Regions from separate parts of the Homo sapiens genome. Here region 1 is linked to region 2. A link is an interaction called in ENCODE POLR2A ChIA-PET data of the cell type or tissue named here. Cell type or tissue: PC-9. All regions are shown on one strand. Links, peaks and the distances in the headings refer to the core of each region. The heading gives the core; the rest is flanking DNA. Region 1 overlaps PHLDB2 (pleckstrin homology like domain family B member 2). Region 2 overlaps LOC105374040 (a long non-coding RNA gene).

Region 1 (5,391 bases), core at 61-5,060, 100 kb after region 2:
CTATTTTAGGTTAAGAGGAAAGGGGAAGGCCTGACACCATGGCTCATGCCTACAATCCCAGCATTTTGGGAGGTTGAAGCAGGCAGATCACTTGAGGCCAGGAGTTCAAGACCAGTCTGGCCAACATGGAAAAACTCTATGTCTACCAAAAATACAAAAAATTAGCTGGGCATGGTAGCACACACCTTGATCCCAGCTACTCAGAAGGCTGAGGCAGGAGAATCACTTGAATCTGGGAGGCAGAGGTTTCAGTAAGCCAAGATCATGCCACTGCACTCCAGCCTGAGCAACAGAGTGAGACCCTGTCTCAAAAAAACAAAACAAAACAAAACAAAACAAAAGGAGAAGAGAGAGGAAATAGATCCTTCACATAGAATTATAAGCCCATTTGGGGTGCCCCAGCAGCCCGCACATATTTCTGACAACTTCCATCTTCCTCTTTTTCCCACCTCGAAGTCTCTGAATGGAGTTGTATTTTCCCTCTCTATCCCTTGCTCTGGGGATGAAATCTGTTTCCATTAGCATCCTCACTACTATTTTACCTTTGGAACACAATATTCAAAGTCACAGGTTAACTTAGATAGTGTAATATGTAGTATTTAATATTTAAAATTTTAGCCAAAATAGAGAAAAACTCCCAGTGATAGATTTTATAAAATGGGTAAGCACAATCACAGATATAATATTTTCCTATTAAAATATATAAGATACAATTAGATTGTAAAAATTGTGGTCTATAAGTATTAAGATTTTTATTTTTCTAAACTGATCTATAGATACATTTTAATCCCAATCAAAATCCCAACAGACTTTTTTCTAGAAATTGACAAGTTGATGCTAAAATTTACAGTTGATCTTCATTATTCAGGGATTCTATGTTTGTGATTATGTCTACTTGCTAAAATGTATTTGTAACCTCTAAATTGATACTTGTGGCACTTTTGCAGTCATTCACAGAAATACCTGGAGTGGTGAAAATTTTGAGTTGGCCAATATGCACATTCCCAGCTGAGGTTGAACAAGGGAGCATCCCGCCTTCTTGTTTTCTCTCTCATACTGTAAATGAGTGTTATTTTTGTGGATTATTTAATGCCATGTTTTTACGTTTTTGTTTTTTGTTGGTGATTTGCTGCATAAAATGCCTCCCAAGCATAGTGACTAAGTGCAGTGAAGTGCTTCTAAATGCAAGAAGGCTGTGAAGGGCCTTATGGAGAAAATACGTGTCTTAGATGAACTTCATTCACGCTGTTATAGTGTTGCTGACTGTCAGTTCAAGGTTAATGAATCAGCAATATATATCTTAATATACAAATAATAATATATAGTATAATATGTTAATATTAATATATAATGGTATATAATATGTAATATTAAGTAAGTGTCTTCAAACGGAAACACACATGAAACAAAGTTCAGTATTGATCAGTTGATGAAAATATTGTGACTAGAGGCTTGCAGGAACCCAACCCTGTATTGTTTTAGGGGCAGTGGTTCAGTATTCACTAATTTCAGTGTTCGTGGCAAAATTATATAACATAGTTACCACCAATAATCAACTGCATATGAAAATGCAAAGAGCCTAGAACAGCCAAAACAACTTTGAACGAGAACAAAGTTGGAGGATTTGTACTCTTATTTCAAGGTTTACTCTGGAGCCATTTAAGGCAGGGTGGTACTGCCATACAAATACATGTATATTAAATAGATCAATGAAACTGAACTATAAGTCCAAAAATGGACCCATACATATATACTGTCTTTTGATTTTTGACAAAGGCACCAAAACAATTCTTTCAAAGAAATGATGCTGGATCAACTGAGTCAACATGGAAAAAAAAGTAAACCTCAATATTGTCATATGATATATGTAAATTCATTCAAGATATATCAGAGACCTCAATATAAAAATTAAAATGATAAAGCTTCCAGAACAAAATATAAGAGTGAAAGTTTACTTTTATAGCCTTGAGTAAGCAAAAATTTTTAAAAGAAATGACAAAAGACTTGTATCCACAACATATTAAGAACCTGTACACATCAATAATAATAGCAATACATCAATAAATTTTTTTAAAAAACAGGCAAAAGTCTTGAATAAAGATTTTACCAAAGAACGTATATGAAGAACCGAAAAGTTACATGGGAAAATACTCATCATTAGTCATCAAGGCAATATGAATTAGAACAACAATTTAATTCCATCTCATAAACTAAAATGACTAAAGAAGTGAAAATCTCAAATGTTGACAAGAATATGAAGCAACTAGAACTTTCATACATTGCTGACTTGAGTGTAAAATATACAGTCCTTTCACAGAACTTTATAGAAGTTTATTTTAACATCCATCTATGACCCAGCAACTCCACTTCTAGATATTTACACAATATAAATGAAAACATGTCTTCATATAAAACTTCTTCAAGACTGTTTAAAGTAGTTTTTTCCATAATAGTAAACAAAACAAAACAAAACTAGAAAACCTAAATATCCATCAATAGGAGCATGGATAAGCAAATTGTTAGGTATATTTATATAATACAGGACTCCTCAACAATAAAAAACAGTGAACTACTGATGCCTGTAACATGGAGTGAAAGAGGGCTGACACAAAAGAATGCATATTGTATGATTCCATTTATATAAAGTGGTTACATTTTATAAGTAGGCAAACACTTTATAACACAGGCAAAACTAGTGTTAAGGCCGTGGAAATCAGAACAATGCTTGCTCATAAGGGTGGAAGTTGACAGGTAGGGGCATGAGGAAATGATTGGGGTGACAGAAATGCTCTTTATCTTGTCTAGGATATTATTCCATTTGTTCAAACTCATAAATTTATATACTTAAGATCTATGCATTTCACTGAATGCACTTTTTTTTTTAATTAAAAATATTTTAGCCCCAGCCATGGCAAGGACACATATACAAATTATAGCACAATAAAAAAGTGACCCATAAATGTTGCTTAATACCAAATTAATTCAAGATGAATCATAGACAAATGTAAAAGCTAACACCATAAAGTTCCCAAAAGAAAATATATCACTGGGTTGTGATATTACATCATCAGATATTATGTCATCAACAACATCATGTGATATTACATCATCAACAATTATGTGTTATTTGGAAGGATTAAAAGAAAAAGACATTAGAAAATAATTTTTGTTGGTTTTTTTTTTGTTTGTTTTGTTTTTTCTTAGACAGAATCTTGCTCTGTCTCCCAGGCTGCAGTGCAGTGGCGCGATCTCGGCTCACTGCAACCTCCGCCTCATGCCATTCTCCTGCCTCAGCCTCCTGAGTAGCTGGGACTACAGGTGCCTGCCACCACGCCTGGCTAATTTTTTTGTATTTTTAGTAGAGACAAGGTTTCACCATGTTAGCCAGGATGGTCTCAATCTCGACCTCATGATCTGCCCGCCTCAGCCTCCCAAAGTGCTGGGGATTACAGGCGTGAGCCATCACACCTGGCTGAAAATAATGTTTTTAAAATTTTATTTTAAACACATTTTTAAATGACTCTATAAAATTTATTAGGAATTAAAGGTTATATTGCTAAGTATGTTTGGAAACAACTCATGCAGCATATCAGCTAGCAGAAGATGACCTCTAGTATACAGATTTGAAATTTTGACTGAGTATGATGAGAGGAAATAGAAATGGGGGAAATATGTGAGAATCTGATGTTAGTCTCTAATGCAAAGTCACCATGCTTCTCAGTTGCATCGAAGGTTGACTTTTAAGTTTAATAGGTTTTGTATTCCTTCAGGAAAAGGAGAATCTTTGTAATTTGGAAAAGAAATACTCCAGCCTCTCTGGGGGGAAAGGGTTTCCCGTTAACCCCAATACTTTAAAAGAGGTAAGCTATGATTTTACATGTCGCTTTATGTTGCCTTAGAAATCAGGAGATGTATTTCAGCTTTATTTGATTAGCTGAATAATAAAAATATTAACTCAAAGGACCTGTGAAAGCACTCAATGCTTGGATGGTTTCCCTGCCTTTCATTATGTATGCTTTGAGGATTTCAGAGATTATCCTTGTGTCTAATGCAGATGCACATTGTGTGTGTGTATGTGTATGTGTGTGTTTGTGTGTGTGTGTCTACTTTGCTGGGTGGTGACATTGTGGGTTAATCTGGGGTTTCAAAAACTTGAAGATCCAGACCAAGATGAGTCTTAAATTCTCCTTTTTCCTTCCTGAGTCTCCTTTCTCCCTCCCCTCTCTTATTTTGCTTCTCCTTCTCCTGAGTCTTACAGAACATGAAAATGCCTGCAAACATTTTAGAAGGTGGTCTGGTTTCTTTCTTTTCCCTATTTCCCCACCCCCGCAACTGTTGTTTCTGCCATTTTCCCCTCTAAACTGGAAAGTCCTATTTACAGTAAACTGTACATACTCTTTATCTCCAATATCCACCTTTCCCCAGTCCCCATCACCACTTTGCCCACCAGATATCTTAAGGAACTACACTGCCACACTGGGAGAATATTTTAACTCTAATTTGGAAAATTATAACTGAGAAAAAAAATAGTTTATATATATATATATTTTTTGAGACAGAGTCTTACTGTGTTGCCCAGGCTGGCATGATCTCAGCTCACTGCAACCTCCGCTTCCTGGGTTCAAGCAATTCTCCTGTCTCAGCCTCCTGAGTAGCTGGGACTACAGGTACCCGCCACCACACCCAGCTGATTTTTGTATTTTTAGTAGAGACGGGGTTTCGCCATATTGGTCAGGCCAGTCTCAAACTCCTGATCTCAGGTGATCTGCCTGCCTTGGCCTCCCAAAGTGCTGGGATTACAGGCGTGAGCCACTGTGCCCAGCCTATATTTATATTCCTTATACTTATTGTTTTTCTAAAAAGCTAAAAGAAAAGCTTGCTTCTACTTACGTGTTTGCACAATCAAAAAAAACCCTTTAGACAGTGGAGTTTGGACTCTTACATAGAAAATATTTTTGTGTGTGTAAGTATATGAAACAAAATGCTCATCACAATATTAAGTGTGACTATATGTGTACCTCAGAAGCATTTTGTGAAATATTTCTTCCAAAGCTTTATTAGATCATTCAGTTTCATAGTTTCTTTTCATTATTCGGAACGTGGAACTGTCAGGTTCAATGAACAAAGCGTGGTTGTGAATGGAATGTCATGGCCTAAGACAATGTTAGCAAGGTGGGTAAGGGTGCAGGTCTTGTGAGTCTGTTAAAGAAATATGGTCTACTGCATGTGTAATGGGAGGCCTTTAAGTGGTTTTAAGCAGGGAGGTGACATTTGCTATCCATTTGTTAAAGATCACTCTGGGCTGCTCTGTGACTACTGGATCATAAAAAGTAAGAGAGGGAGATGCAGGGAAATTGTTGTGGAGATTACTGCAGTAGCATAGGCTAGAGA
Region 2 (5,391 bases), core at 193-5,192:
GTAGTCTTGTTTACACATTAGAGTCATTTTCCTCCATACCACTTTTAGGAGAACAGTTTCCATGAAAGGGAGCTTGATGATAACAGAAAAGATAAAGAGACAATCTAACACAGAAATAGACCTGTCTTAGGGCCACATAAATTAAGGGGAGGTTGCTGACTCCTCTCTTACTGACTAGGTGACCTTAGAGAAGTTATTCCTCCTCTTCTGCCCTCAATTTTCTTGCCTATCAATTAGACGAACCTACTCAAAAGATTGTGTGAGAATAAAATGACAAGATGTCTATACAGACTTCAGTACAATGCCTGACACAATGTAAGCTCACGTAAACACTGGTATACCCTATTTTATTAAAAAGAACTACTTTTCTTCTACTGCCTCTCACATTATAATAATGCATAAAGACATATGTGGACAGATGTCATAGTTTCATCAGCAGGCAGATAGTCCCCAATACCATTTTGTCATGATTACCAGGCCACAGAGGAGTTTAGGCAGCTAATCTAGGGAGCTAGGTTTGTATTTTTTCTCTTCTTTTATAGTTACTCCATTCCAGACTAGAAGTTTGAATTTATAATTTTATTTAATTAATTAATTTTGTGTATTTATTTTTGAGACGGAGTCTCACTCTGTCGCCCAGGCTGGAGTGCAATGGCGTGATCTTGGCTCACTGCAACCTCTGCCTCCCAGGTTAAAGCGATTCTCATCCCTCAGCCTCCTGAGTAGCTGGGACTACAGGCACCCGCCATCACACCCAGCTAATTTTTAGCTGTATTTTTAGTAGAGAAGGGGTTTGAATTTAAACAGTGAGCTTTTCATGGTTATTGAGTAGGAGTAGGAGGAGGGGGGAACTGTAAAGGAATGAAAAAGGAAGAGGAAACTTCTTGAACCCCTCCTACATACCAGGAACTAATTTAGGTATATCTGCAGTTATTATGTGAGGAAAGGTGGAAGGTTGCATCAAGATTGTAGAACTCCAGAACCACCTTGACAGGTGAATGAGTATGGGCATTGTCTCTCTATCTAACAGTTGAGATCAACTTTTGTTCTTTTCTTCTCACTCATAACCTCTTCAAATAGAATAAAGAGATGCGTTTTCTCTGGGTTGGGCTCTCAGTTACTCTGGCTGTAAGTGCTCTGAACATCAGGAAATCACTCTGTACAGGGTGTCAGCTGGGCTTCTAAGACTCCTGCGTGTGGAGGAGTTAAGGAGAGTGAACATTTATCAATACATTTATTCCACAACATTTTTATTATGAATGTGTTGATTCTGCAACTCTTCATTAGACTGTAGAGGTAGAAATGCTGTCTACCACTCTAAGACTGATAGACCTAGAGCACTGTAGGAATGCCCTGGAAAAAGAAATTGGCCTGAAGATGTTGGCATTTGTGCGGAACCTAGAAAGTCAGAGTTAGAAAGCAAAGCAAAGCTTGTGGGAGACAGCACAGTACATGTATTAAGGAACAGACTCACACAGATCTAGGTCTGCATTTTGTCTTCCTATCTTTCTTACTATTGACTTTGGACAAGTTCTTTATTTTTCTCAGCTTTAATTGCATTTCTGTAAATTTAGGGAAAAGTACCTTATAGGGTTATAGTGAAGTTATAAAGGAGATAATGTAGGTAAAACACTTAGCACAGTACCTGGCTTATAACTGCTCAAATATAATGGCCATTATTATTATCTGGTCTTTAGCAGTGTTCACTTCTTGCCTCCATCAACAATCTTTTCCTTAGACTTTAAGCTTCTGCTTTTTTTTCTTTAAAGACTATTTTTTGGTTCACAGCAAAATTGAGATGAAGGTACAGAGATTTCTCATATATCCCCATCCTCACACAAACATGGCCTTTCCCCTTATTAACATCCCCGCCAGGGTGGTATGTGTGTTACAACTGGTGAACTGGTGAACCTATATATTGATGCATTGCCATCACACAAAATCCATAGTTTACATTAGGGTTCACTCTTGGTATTGTACATTCTATGGGTTTAGACAAATATATAATAACCTGTATCCACTATTACAGTATCTTACGGAGTATTTTCACTGCCCTAAAAATCTTCTGTGAAGCTTCTTTTTTTAAAAAACAGCTTTTATTGAGATATAACTCACAGACCATATAATTCACCTACTTAAAGTTTACAATTCAATGGTTTTTAATATATTCAAAGAGTCATCCAGAAGCTAACTTTAGAATATTTTCCTCTCAAAAGAAAATCCACACCCATTAGCAGCACTCTCTATTCCTCTTTCATCTCTTCCCTACATCCACTTCCAGGCAACCACAAATCTATTTTCTGTCTCTATAGATTTAACTATTCTGAACAGTTCATATAAATGTAATCATGTAATATGTGATCTTTTGTGACTACCTTCTTTCATTTAGCATGTTTTCAAAGTTCATCCATGTTGAAGCATTGTCAGTACTTTATTCCTTTGTATTGCTGAATAATATTCCATTGTATAGATAAATCACGCTTTATCCATTCACCTTTTGAAATACATCTGAGTTGTTTCCATTTTTTGCTATTACAAATAACGACACCATGAACATTTACATATGAGTTTTTGTGAGAACATATGTTTTCATTTCTTTGGGGTATATACGTAGGAGTGGAATTTCTGGATTTTATGGCAGCCCTGTTAACCTTTAGAGAAACTGGCAGATTGTGATCCAAAGAGGCATTTTGTATTTCCACAAACACCCTATGAGTGCTCCAATTTCTCCATTCTCTCCAATACTTGTTACAATCTGTCTTTTTTATTATAGCCATCCCAGTGGGTATGAAATGGTATCATATTGTGGTATTGATGTGCCTTTCCCAAATGGCTAAAGATGTTCAGTATATCTCCTTCGGAGCAATGTCTACTCAAATCCTTTGAGTATTTTGATTTTTTTATTAGACAGCGTCTTGCTCTGTTGCCCAGGCTGGAGCACAGTAGCATGATCAGAGCTCACTGCAGCTCTTAACTCCAGGGCTCAAGCCATCCTCCTGCCTCAACCTCCAAGTAGCTGGGAACACAGGCACATGGCAGCATGCCTGGCTAATTTTTTAAAATCTTTGGTACAGACAGGATCTCTCTATGTTGCCTGGGCTGGTCTTGAAATCCTGGGCTCAAGTGATCCTCCTGCCTCAGCCTCCCAAAGTGTTGGGATTACAGCAGTGAGCCACCATGCTTTGCCAAGTATTTTGAATTTTAAGAGTTTTACAAATACTCTAGCTACAAATCCCTTATCAGATATATAATTTACAAACATTTTCTCCTGCTCTGTGGGCTCTCATTTCACTTTTTTGATGGTATTGCTTATAGCACAAAAGTTTTTAAAGCTTCTTTTAAGTATAACTTATGGAAGTTTATATTTCAACAGTTATCTCCTAAATAGTACACTTTCAATGGAAGACTTGGCCTTGTTCTTCATAGACAAAAACAATGTATGTAAACTCAGTACGTAAAAAACTCAGTAATGTAAAAATCCTCTAATTGTAACCTTCCCATCACATAGCTGTTGACCTACATTGGCATCTACCCTTACCTGCTTTCACTACCCATGCTCTTGAGATAAAAAGAGCTTATTCTAGTCAAGACCAACACTCCAGCTGGATTCTTGACCTCATCCTCTCTCTATTCTCCCAGGACATTCCTCTGTCACTTAATCTCTCTGTTTCCTAGATCTTTAACATCTCTCTCAGCCTATGAGACAGTTTGCCTTGCTCCCTCCCATTTTGAAAAAAAACAAAAACAAACTTGTCTTGATCTGCATCCTCCAAATATACATCTCTAATCTTGTTCTCTACCCTGCACTTCACTTGGATGCCCTACAGATATATTTCAATTCAACATGTCCAGAATTAAATTCCCCTCCTCACCCCACATCTGTTCTACTTTCAATATTTCTGTTCGTAGATAATGGCACCATCATCCGTCACTTACCCAAATCAAACTCTCTCTCCCCTGTACACACCTTCTAGAATCAATAAATCATGTTGGCTTGATGCGTTGTACCTCTCAGGTATATCATACAGTCTGCATCTCACTATTGTACACAAATGCCTTTAGTTTAGTTTCTTAGCATCTCTCCCCTGAATTATTGTATAGACCTCTAACTTATTTTTCTACCTCCAATTCTGCCACCATTAAGGTTCATTCTCCTTAATATACCAAGAGCAATATAAACAAAACCTGGTATGTTTTAGCATTTGAATAGGAGATGGTGATTGTCCCCTTATTAGGTAATGTACATCACTGGTTATGTGACTTTTGATAACTCTCTAATTATTCCTCTTCAGTCTCTGGCTCCTCATTTGTTAAAGAAAAAAATGACAGCACTTAGTCTTAGAGACATTGTGAGAATCAAGTGGGACAATATTTGGCATACTAGGTGTACAACAAATGGGAGGCCTTACTTACATGATAGTGGGACCAGGTTATCTCCTGGGGCTCCCCTGTGTCTACAGAGAATATCAGATATGTCAGCTGCAGGAATCCGGACTTAAAGTCAGGAACTCTTTGGGAAGCTCTTGAGAACAAGGACACTGGTTTCTTTCCCTATAATATAGAATTTGTGCCGGGAGCAGTGGCTCATGCCTGTAATCCCAGCACTTTGGAAGGTCGAGGTGGGTGGATTACAAGGTCAGGAGTTCGAGACCAGCCTGGCCAATATGGTGAAACCCCGTCTCTACTAAAAATACAAAAAAATTAGCCAGGCCTGGTGGCACATGCCTGTAATCCCACCTACTCAGGAGGCTGACGCAGGAGAATTGCTTGAATCCGGGAGGTGGAGGTTGCAGTGAGCCAAGATCACGCCACTGCACTCCAGCCTGGGTGACAGAGCAAGACTCTGTCTCAAAAAAAAAAAAAAAAAAAAAAAAAAAAAAACTATGGGATTTGTAAAAAGTAGAAGAAATAGTAAAGACAAAGTACCTAACAGGGTGGCTGGTAAATAAAAAGCAGGGGATGAAAAATAGAAAATAAGCAGCAACATGCCCAAGAAGAAATAACTATGCTAAGAAACTGGTTCCTCTTTTGGTTTAAGCATTGTCCATTACTTGTTTGCCAGATTTGTCTATTCTAGATAAAAGTGTGCTTTTGTTGTCAGTGGTGCTGGTGGTGGCGAAGTTCTGTTGTTTTACAGGGAAGATAGCAGTGGAATAACAGAGTGATCCAGGACGTCTGTTTTTCAACTTCAGCAGTAGTTAGTTTCCCCGGATGTTAAACATCTGAGTTCAACAGATGAAGTTCTGTTGACCTTGAGTTTTCAGAGGTCAATTCAGCTTTCCAATCATGGTACCTCTCTTTTCTTGCTGTGTGCAGGCTGGCACTGATCCCAGTTTATCCTTTGAGATTCAGCAGAAGATCCTGATGGAGGAGGAGGATACCAAGAGAGAG

What was found. Peaks named below come from ENCODE experiments on the same cell type or tissue, not always from the same donor. Only the 100,000 strongest peaks of a DNase experiment are listed, where the experiment ranks them.
Region 1: POLR2A ChIA-PET joins it to region 2 with 6 read pairs; 3 of 35 experiments call an interaction of 5 or more read pairs at or near these places.

What each region holds. Positions count from the first base shown.
Region 1 is chr3:111,941,498-111,946,888 of GRCh38, forward strand. PHLDB2 (pleckstrin homology like domain family B member 2) reads left to right here. Exons shown (of 18, transcript NM_001134438.2): 9 at 3,771-3,860. Among named protein-coding and RNA genes, the nearest start is that of ABHD10, 35 kb to the right of the region's middle. In PC-9, for the core only: no CTCF peak of the experiment used is centred there; a DNase peak (open chromatin) is centred at 3,004; H3K27ac peaks cover 1,906 bases.
Region 2 is chr3:111,840,505-111,845,895 of GRCh38, forward strand. All of the region lies in intron 1 of LOC105374040 (a long non-coding RNA gene), which reads right to left. It also overlaps a transcript of PHLDB2 not described here. Among named protein-coding and RNA genes, the nearest start is that of PHLDB2, 16 kb to the right of the region's middle. In PC-9, for the core only: no CTCF peak of the experiment used is centred there; no DNase peak of the experiment used is centred there; H3K27ac peaks cover 252 bases.